Linked DNA regions of Homo sapiens: region 1 is linked to region 2. A link is an interaction called in ENCODE POLR2A ChIA-PET data of the cell type or tissue named here. Cell type or tissue: Panc1. All regions are shown on one strand. Links, peaks and the distances in the headings refer to the core of each region. The heading gives the core; the rest is flanking DNA.

Region 1 (5,382 bases), core at 281-5,280, 520 kb after region 2:
AGGCAAAAGTATCAGGTAGGTTTGAGTTACTTTGGTGAGGAAACGTGAGGCCCTTCAGCATAAAGATTCATTCATCAATAAGGTCTAGGGATATTTTCTAATAATGGTAGGAGTTCTTTGTCCAAGGTTTCAAGTGATCTAAAAAACCTGTAAATTTAAGTGGGGGTATTCATGTTCATTTTTCTGGTGACACACTCTAAATTTGACCAAATTCTCAAAGGAACGTGGGACTTTCACAATGTTAAGAACTGCTACTTTTGAGCCTGCTAAGTTAAATAGCTTTTCTGCAGGCTGTGTTCTGCCCAGCCTGGAGGCAGGTGGATGGATATGACATGAATCCTTCAGCGTCTTCCACGCCACACTCATCTTGCACTGGGTCTGTTAAAAATTATTTCAATTCCATGACATTTTCAACATTTGCCAAATGCTTGCAGAAAATTTTCCAGGATCCCAAACACTCCAAAATCCTTTAGGCACACACAGTTCAGGACAGTAGGATAACACGCATTACTCCATGAAACACAAATTCCCTACCTTTGTGGTACCCCAGGAATTTCTTCAGTTATTGGTGCTCTAACCCTTGGAGAATCTCTCTTGCTATGTGTGTGTCTGTATGTGAGTGTGTACGTATTTGTGTGCATGTGTGTGTGAACATTCAGTCCTGTGCCCAATGCATTTTGCTACTTTTTTTCCTACAAATGCCCACTCATTGGTAGACCTCTTTTCTTTGCCAACATCTTTACAGATCTTTCCCATTTTTATTCTCATATGTCAGCATGTCATGTTATAGCCATTTCCAATTTTTTTTTAAAGTCCAAGATAAATGCAGAAAGAACTTGCACTGTGGCTGAACTCTCCTTAACATCTTCAAAGGAAAATGTCTGTGTGGCATGATTTTTTCCATCATTTAATCCAACCGTGCACTCCCAGAATAAGAAAAATCAGAAACCCAGCAGGCTTACAACTGTGGGCTCCTGTCAATGGCAAAATGATTGTTACTTTGAGACGGATAAGAGGGACAGGAGGCACCAACCCCACCACCTCCAGCCTTGAGCTCCTCCTCACACAGGAGGGCCCCGTCTCTGCTGGAATCCTGATTATGTTGCCATTATCAAGTGGGAAAGGCGTTTTATGAAATGATTCTAAGGATCTCAATTCCCTCTCTGTCATGTGTTTATTGTATCTGGGGTTTGCAGTAATTTGTAAGCATGTGTTGAAAATTCCAGTTCACATCGATCTCCCAGTGCTGGCGGGCTCCAACGGTGAGCATGGAATCATCTGGTGACCTTTCGAATGTCTAATTTAGAATCAGGAGAAGCCGCAATAATGAATCTAGATTCTTGGAGTTTATAAATTAAAGGTAATTATTTATAAACAAACAAAACCAAAATGAGATTTCTTGTTTTTTTAAAAACCGGAGGCAACCCCCCAAAATTGTTGTGGTCCAGTACCTTCCTTTACAGATTAAAAAAAGCTGAGGTCCAGGGAGTTACTTTTTTGCCTTTTTAATGTGTAGCACAAAGTTTGGCTCCAAGTTAAGCATTTGGTAAGTGCTTGTTGAGTCAATATTTGTGATCGAGTGACTTGCTCCGAGAAAGAGAGTCCTAGTGCCAGACACTCAGTCAGAGCTTAATGAATATTGAGTTAATAGGACATGGTTATGGGCGCTCAGTCAACAAATGAATAATAATAAACTATCATTTAATCCGGAGATGCAACTGTCCACATAACCGGCTCATATCAGTGTAAAATGAAAGCACATGTCATCATGTTCCTTTGTTAATATAGCAGTGTTAGTATAGCACAATTCTAAACAAGAAGAGCAAATTATTGCCATTGCCCAATATCCATCATTCAAATTACAGTTGATCCTTGAATAAAAGGGGCCTCAACTCTCACACAGCCAAAAATCCATCTATAACTTTTGACTCCCCCTAAACGTAACAACTAATAGCCTACTGTTGCCTGGAAGCCTCACCGACATCATAAATAGTTGATTAACACATATTTTGTAGGGTATATGTATTCTATTCTGTATCCTTGTAATAAAAGAAGTTCGAGAAAAGAAAATGTTATTAAGAAAATCACAGCTGGGTGTGGTGGCTCACACCTGTAATCCCAGCACTTTGGGAGTCTGAGGTGGGGAGACTACTTGAGGCCAGGAGCTCAAGACCAGCCTGGGCAACAAAGTGAGACCCCGTCTCTACAAAAAATACAAAAATCAGCCAGGCACGATGGCTTGCACCTGAAGTCCCATCTACTTGAGAGGCTTGAGGTGGGAGGATCACTTGAGCCCAGGAGGTCAAGACTGCAGTGAACTGTGATCACGCCACTGCACTCCAGCTTGGGTGACACAGTGAGACTCTGGAAAAAAAAGAAAGAAAGAAAAAGAAAATCACAAGGAAAAGTAATATAGTTACTATTCATTAAGCGGAAGTGGACCATTGTAAATGTCTTCATCCTCGTTGTCTTCATGTTGAGTAAGCTGAGGAGGAGGGGGGAAAGGAGGGGTTGGACTTGCTGTCTCAGGGGTGGCAGAGGTGGAGGAGGTAGAAGGGGAAGCAGAAGAGTCAGGCATACTATGTGCAACTCGTACTGAAAAAAAATTGAAGGTAAGTGGACCCACACAGTTCAAACCCCTGGCGTTCAAGGGTCAGCTGTAATTGAGAAGTGTGCTTCTGCTCATGGTGGCTGATGTTGAATAAAGGCATTCTGTCCCCCTTAGAAGTTGTCATTTTTTTCACAATCTCTGCAAAAAAAAATTTCTCCGTCTACTTTAATCAGATCCCCTTGCCCCTCCCAAACCTCTGAGTGCTCAGAAGGCTGGTCCCCATTTATCTTCCACTCCAAGGGCAGTGGGTCACCAGCCCCATTTGAGAAGGCACCCCCACCCCTCAGGCTCCCCATTTTATAATTAAACTCCATATTTTACACAGCATAGAATTCTACACTTTGTTGTACACATAGTCTTTTTAACAGGAGATAATGCTAATTACAAATCTAGGTTTTCACAGCAGAGTTTCTGCCACTAGTGAGGTTGCATGAGAAAAGTCAAGACTCCAGGGTTGAGTGGGAATTCTGCCTGCTAACACACATGTGGTCATAATATTTGATATTAACCAAGCATTCCACAAATGTTAAAGACCTTGGGCACTTCCAGGGGGTTATTATTTCTAATTTCATTTGGGGGTTTGGGGAAACTCTTGCTCCTTTAGATTTTTCCTTTGGCTGGTAATCTGGTTTGTGGAGTATTTGAACCTCTTGTCTCTGGTTTCTGCACAATGCATGCCATAGTGTCTTCACTAACCAGTGAGAAAAGACAGCACAGGAGGAGCCAAATTAGCCCATTTTGTTTTTTCAAGGCACATCTTGTGAAAGATTTCAAGGGAGACAATGTTAGAATGATTGGCAAAAATGAAGCTCGGGGTTTCTGTGGGTTTAAACTGGTTATGTCTTTCCCGTGCCCTGCTAGAAAGGATAATCAGATTTAATTTGATTTTCAGTGTCAAGAGAGCAGCAGCTAGCTCTGAGATTATTATGGGCTCTTTTGGGAGATATTTACTTGGGCTGAGGGAGACTTTGGCCATTTATATTTCAGAGAGACTCTCCTTTGGAACCAATTGCACATAAAAGAGGAAATTTTGCTTTTATCTATTACAAAATTAGTACAACTTGCTTTTTTTCCCTTTAAGAAAATACTGTGACATTTCTGCAAAACAATAGTTCTCACTTGTAATGAGTTTAGATGACTCAGGGGTTTTGCTCCCCCCTTATTTCTTTGGAAATATGTAATGTCTGTAATTATGCACATATATGTTCAGTATGAAGCAAGGCTGGAAATATTTGGAAGTAAATAATTTTGCAGTATTTAGAAAGCTCGAGCCTTTTAAAATGTGAGAATGTTTTGAAATATTGAATTTACTTGGCTTAGAAAATCCAAGGACTAAATCTGTATTTCACCTCCTCCATCTTCTGCAGCCCCGCCCCCTGGAGAGGAACAAGGCCATGCATGTGGATCTGCTGGAGAATGAGGCTGGCACCAGGCTCTGTTTCCATAACCTCAGGACAAGGTGAGGAAGAGAGCAGGGCCTCTGAATATGCCACAGAATGTGAAATGGAAAAACCTAATGCTGGCTTCACCCCTGTCCCTTAGGAAAATATGCATGCGTAGAGCTTTGAAAGTCATCGCCCTGAGGGAATATTCCTTGCCTTGGAGACAAAGTCCAAGTGGTGACTTTATTTTTAAATGCCTAAAATAAATGCACGGAATCATCTGCAAGAAAGGTGATTTGCATATAAATCTTTTGTTCACCTTCTTCGCATGTGTCATAGGCCCAACATTGCACATCACAGGGGTGCAACAAAAGGTTTTTTTTAATTTTGCATTATTAAAGATTTGGAAATAAAATGTCTTGTTTTTCAGATATTGCTAATCATTCCCCCAAAGTATGAATTTGAAGTGATTCTCTAACATACAGGTTTCCACTTTGGGGGAAGTGTATATTAGTGTGGTTTGGTTTCATCTGAAGTCCAAGCACTATGTGGCATGTACCCAATATACCACAGTCTTGGGTTTATTATTTAATTCCCTGTCTGGAGACACAAGGACAAATGGCTTGGTGTCAGGAATTGTACTGAGAAACAATGTGATTATATTTTTATTTTTGGTTGTACCAGATTTTGTATTTGTGGGGGAAAAAATTCTATTAACTTTCTTTTATGACTGCCAGCAGTCATAAAGAAATATCTTGGAGAGAACAGTATCTTAAGAGTTTTAAGAGCATCCAAGAGTCCAAGTAACAGACGGGAGCTTTGTTAGAACTAAATGCTTCCTTGCTCTCATAAAACTGCTATCTACCTCAATCTATGTTTATTTTTCTCCAGTGTTTCAATTTGCTTAATGGACTTCAGCTGAAGACTTTTCTCAATGTCCGAGGGAAGTAAAGTCTAATAAACCCCTGAGGACTTAGCCGTCATAGTTCAGCACTTTTTGGCTTATTTTGTCTGACTTTCATCTTTGCTGCTGCAGAAATGAGGGCTGAAGAGCACCCTGGACCTACTCTTGTAGCTTTGAGCCTGGGAAGCAGTAAACTAGACAAGTTGTCACAGGCATTTGAACCAGAGCAAATGCTGTCTTGAACAGCAGCTGGGTAAAATGAGGCTGAGACCGACTGGACTGTATTCACAGATCATTAGGCATTCTTAGTCATAGGATGAGACAGGAGGTCAGCACAAGATACAGGTCATAAAAACCTTGCTGATAAAACAGGTTGCAGTAAAGAAGCCAGCCAGGGTGTGGTGGCTTACGCCTGTAATCGCAGCACTTTGGGAGGCCAAGGTGGGTGGATCGCTTGAGGTCAAGAGTTCGAGACTAGCCTGGCC
Region 2 (5,382 bases), core at 274-5,273:
TTCATCTCCTATCAGGCCAGGGCCTTCCAGAGAGTTCTTAAAATCACACTTTACACTCCTGGTAAGCGAGGCTTCTAATTTCTGCCCTATCTTACCTGGAGCAGGTATCTTCTTGTCTTTTCTGCCCATTTGTATATAATTCATTTCTAATTCTTTTCAACACTTCCATTGTAACGAGAGACTTAAACGTATGCTATTCGGGTCTAGCACGAACATTCTTTACCTACCTTGCATCTATTTTCAAATCTCATCCTTCCTAACCAACTTTATGCTGTATTTATTTGGCCAGTATTCTATGATTTATAAGGCTTAGAGAGCCTGTCATCTTTTTTCATCAATGGATGACTTAAAAAACAAACAAACAAACAAAACCATGATTTAAATTAGTGTTTCAAAAAGTCCCTGTAGGAGTTTTTTTGTTTTTTGAAAAAAAGTCTTGCTCTATCACCCAGGCTGGACTGCAGTAGCGTGATCTCCACTCACTGCAACCTCCACCTCCCGGGTTCAAGCGCTTCTCTCCTGCCTCAGCCTCCCGAGTAGCTGGGATTACAGACGCGTGCCACCATGCCCAGCTAATGTTTTTCTTTTATTTTTTATTTTTTTTTTTTCAGTAGAAACGGAGCTTCACTGTGTTGGCCAGGCTGGTCTTGAGCTCCCAACCTCAGGTGATCCACCTGCCTCAGCCTCCTAAAGTGCTGGGATTACAGGTGTGAGCCACCATATCCAGCCAAGAGTTATTTATTTATTTATTTTTAGCTCATGTGCTGTCCCATTCCTGGCTTCACTTCTGTGCCTCTTCCTCTCCATTTCCTGCCATTCAACAACGCACATGCTTATAAAGTAGATTTATTATCTAGGATATTTTTTGACAAAGAATCTCCATAGTGTAGGAGTTTTCCTAAACCAATGATTTCCTTCAAAGTCACGATAAACAAGCAGAGCTACTCTGCGAGGCCACGGCACTGTCAGCAGGCCCACTGGACTGGGCACTGGGAAACCTGGATGGGATCCCCCACTCTGCCTGCATCTGGCATCTCCTCTGCAAGACCCCTGAGAGGTCTCAGTTTCCTCATCTGAAAAGGTCGGACCAGACCATCAACCCCTGTTAAGACAAAAAGTCTATGATTCTTAAACACTTTTCCAGATGGACTCCATCTGCCAGTAATATTCTTGACTATTCTTTAGCAAAAAAAAAAAAAAAAGTCCCTTTCCAGAAACACATACAGAAACAATTACGAAAATATTTAAAGCACACATTGGATTTGCTCATCTCTTCTCCTCCAGGACTGTATCTTTTGAAGTAAATGAGAAATAAATAAATGGGCCACAGAGTCATTTCCACCTAAAAGCAACAGCAACAACAAACTCCCACCCAAATTTTGAGACCATCTCTGGGGAGTGAGGGGTTTCTAAGGGGTAATAGATTAAGTTGGGGCCCTATAAGAAAATCTTATTCCGAAGTCTCCTTTTAAATGACATTAAGTGGAAAATAAGAATTACTTTAAATAAATGTTTAAGCCTTTAAAAAAAGAAAATAAGGAATCTATTATTGTTTAAACATTTCCTCTGTGGTTTTGCCTAACTTTTCAAGATTTTTATCTGTAGATTGTGAGAAGTTTTTTTCCATGGCCAGAAATCTCAATACATTGCATTCTGTAGAACTATTTGAAAGTAACTGGACAAAGAGACAATAAAGAAAGTATGTTTATCTTTGTAGACTGTTGGAAGCATTTTCTTTCTTGATTTTTTTTTCTTTTTGGAGATGAGATCTTGCTATGTTGCCCAACCTGGTCTCGAACTGCCACACCTGGCTATCTTTCTTGAAATTTAGCAGAAAAAATAGTCAATGGCATGAATGCATCAAAGTGGTTTTGGCTTAATGTAAACAGTACAATCTCAAGAGGAAAATAAAATTTGGAGACAGATTTCTCATTGCATGAAACATCGATTAATGCTACACTCATAAGTCTCTTCTCCTAATCTAAAGGACCGTATTCCACCCTGGCACGGTGGCTCACACCAGTAATCCCAGCACTTTGGGAGGCTGAGGCAGGTGGATCACGAGGTCAGGAGTTCAAGACCAGCCCGGCCAAGATGGTGAAACCCTGTCTCTACTAAAAATACAAGAATTAGCCGGGCGTGGTGGCAGGCACCTGTAATCCCAGCTACTTAGGAGGCTGAGGCAGAGAATTGCTTGAACCCAAGAGGCAGAGGTTGCAGTGAGCCGAGATCGTGCCACTGCACTCCAGCCTGGGTGAAAAAGTGAGACTCTGTCTCGAAAAAAAAAAACACAATATTCCTTGTGCAACATTTTAGTTGCTCTTTGTTCCTGAAACAATGTCCTCATTTTTCACTATCCACCATTTCAAGCTCATTGGTTACCTCTGTGGATATTATCCCCCAAATTGGGTGTTTCTCCTGATAACTGGATCAAAGTTTCCGTTTTACTTATTTTATGTCAAAGCCTTTCCAGAAAGTACTTGTTTATTTACTCAACCACCTAATAAATATTTACTTAGCATCAGCAATGCTCCCAGCTCTAGGACATGTACTGTAGAGGATTTATGTTTGCCTTCCAAGGATTTATGATCTAAAATTTGACTTGGGAAGGCATGTAAATCCAAGACTACATAGTAATATAATTCAATTCGGCAAATATTTATTGAAAGCCCACTATGCTCAAGACACTGGGAAGACAAAAATATATAAGATCCAGTGCAGCTCCCAGTCCAGTGGGGAAACAGATAGGACACAAGCAGGCAGTTCTAGTACTAGGAGGTCAGACCTGTAACAGAGAGGTGGTTGAATGGAGAGAATGTGGGGAAACATGGGAAGAAGCGCTTCCTTCTGCCTGGAGGAATCCGAAAAGTCTACCTAGAAGGGTGTCTGGCTCCATTCCTGCTGCTATAGCAAAATACCACCAACTGGATAATTTATAAATAATGGAAATTTATTTCTCACAGTTCTGAAAGCTGAGAAGTCCAAGATGAAGGCACTGACAGATTTTGTGTCTGGTAAGGGCTCATTCTATGTTTCCAAGATGGTGCTTTGTTGCCGTGTCCCCCAGAGGGGACAAATGCTATGTCCTCACATACCGAAATGGACAGAGGGCAAAATGGCAAAAAAGGGGTAACCGCTCTTCCTCAAGCCCCAGCATAAGGGCACTAATCCTTCCCATGAGGGCAGAGCTCTCGTAGTTTAATCACCTCCAAGGGCCCCACCGCTAATACCATGACCTTGGGAGTTAATTTCCAACATGCAAATTTGGAGGGACACATGTATTCAAACCATAGAAAAGACCTGTGCAGGACCCAAAGACTGGGCAGGGATTTGCCAGGTGGACATGGAGGTGGGTTGGTTACTAGGCAAGAAAAACAGGGCAGGGAGGGAGCATGATCCAGTCAGAGGATGCTCCTTACCAAGGGGTTGGCTTTTATCTTTTAATCGAGGTGACATGGAGCCACTGAAGAGTTGAAGCAGAGATGCAATACAAGACGACAAAAAGAGATGTCACAAAGTAGTATATAAACAGGAATGGTGTTGACTGCAATTGCTTGATGGAGAGCAAATTACAGCCCCACAGCTGAATAGCTGCCTGACCTAACTCAAGTTACCCAAGCTTTTCATGTCTTGATGTCTTCATCTGTAAAACTGAAGACAAAAGTTGTAGAGAGGATAAATGACTTAATACCTGTAAAGTGCTTAGAAAGGGGCTCATCTGATAGTAAGTGTTCATCAAGTGTTATCTCTGGTTATCAGTAGTAATACCATCATCATCACCATCATTTTAATAGTTACATCACTTCAGCATGGTGCTGCTAAGCAAGTGGGATAGGGGTTGGATTTCACACCACAGAAGAAGAGCCTGTCTCTTCCATCTGGGCTTTCAATGCAAAAGTCAAAGCCAAGGCTGCTATTGAGCCTTGACCTCCTGCAGCTTCAGTTGGGTTTCATGATGTTTGGAAGAACCTCAATGTCTCCCATTTCACAGCAGTGGGATGTGGTCCTTGAGCAGGATTCTGGGAGGAACAGCACCTTCCTTTTGCTGGGCTGGGTCTTCACCATGACCAGAGTCATGGAATGTGGATTCAAGAAGAATCCTAGATCGTTGGGTACAACTCCCTCATTTTACAGGTGGAGAAACTGAGTCACAGAGTCCTCAAATCATTTTTCTGTGGCCACACCTCCAGTTTATCTCAAAACTCAACTCTCAGTCATCCCCATGCCCAAGTCAGTTTCCTTCGTGACATTCCATGCTGATCAGATCACAGAGATTTCTTAGTCTCCGTTAGCAAGTTTATTACTTCCTTCTGGGCGATCTTCCACCTGGCCTAACAAATGAATATTCTTTGTGTGATTGAGAATTAGCAAAAGACTTTATTCCCAGACCAAAGTCTTCCTAAGACACCTATCTCTTTTAAGGAAAAGAAAGACAGATGTATTCTTTGCCCAGAGTCTTTGGATCAGAAAAATCTCTCTCAAATCTTTCCAGTAACTCCTACGGAAAGACATTCCCTGCCTGCTGCCTTCTCCAGCATTAATGTCTTACCTTTTCTTCTCTCTTCCTATCCCCAACTACTTTTCCCCTGTCTTGCTCCCTGAGTTCTCTGAGACAGTTGTCCCTTGAGAATTCATCAAACTGCATCACCAAATCACCCCTCTCCACTCGGAGAATGCAGGGAAGGAAAGGGATGGATCTGCATCCTTGAACAACTCCTGGTTTTCATACATATCAACAATGACTCTGGCTTTTTCTTTCTCCTCCAGAAAGACTTTTGACTATAACACTGCAATATATTACCAGCAGGCCCAGCCCCAGTTTTATTATCAAGCAAGCTGGGTTCTGTTTGTACTGGAGTGCATTCCATACTCAATTTAGTTTGGGACAAACCAGAAAGAGAATGCACCTCGAACATAATAAAATGCCACTCGAAGGAGAAAAGAGATTTCGTTCCAGGCCCGTGGCCAGAATAAACTCATTCTTCTGCTACCACCACCTCCAGATGAATGCCTCGCTCATTAACTATTTGTTATCTTCAGCTTTAAAATGGCAAAAATAGGCCCATTTGGAAAGCGTGCTATAACTTTAGACAGCATTGGTGGTAACTTTTGAGTTCCCATGTTTGGTTGGGAGAAATTCAGGCCAGGATCATTACCAAGAGCAGAGCCTTTTTTTGTAAGATGTAAGAGAAGTGATTGAATGGTAGATAAACACTGTTATCACTAAACACATAAATAGATGTTTGTCATTTTGGTGTCGGACATTCCGTGGCATAGAGAACTTGAATAGCTGCACAGCATTATGTGGCTAATTCTGTCTGAGAGTGTGGACGGCCTTATTAGGAAAAGATAGTGCATTGTTGTGGAAGGATAATTTCAGAG

Evidence for each region. Peaks named below come from ENCODE experiments on the same cell type or tissue, not always from the same donor. Only the 100,000 strongest peaks of a DNase experiment are listed, where the experiment ranks them.
Region 1: POLR2A ChIA-PET joins it to region 2 with 7 read pairs; 1 of 35 experiments calls an interaction of 5 or more read pairs at or near these places.

Annotation. Positions count from the first base shown.
Region 1 is chr10:29,276,198-29,281,579 of GRCh38, reverse strand. No RefSeq gene overlaps it. Among named protein-coding and RNA genes, the nearest start is that of LYZL1, 10 kb to the left of the region's middle. In Panc1, for the core only: no CTCF peak of the experiment used is centred there; no DNase peak of the experiment used is centred there; H3K27ac peaks cover 3,322 bases.
Region 2 is chr10:29,794,930-29,800,311 of GRCh38, reverse strand. No RefSeq gene overlaps it. Among named protein-coding and RNA genes, the nearest start is that of SVIL, 160 kb to the right of the region's middle. In Panc1, for the core only: no CTCF peak of the experiment used is centred there; no DNase peak of the experiment used is centred there; H3K27ac peaks cover 4,207 bases.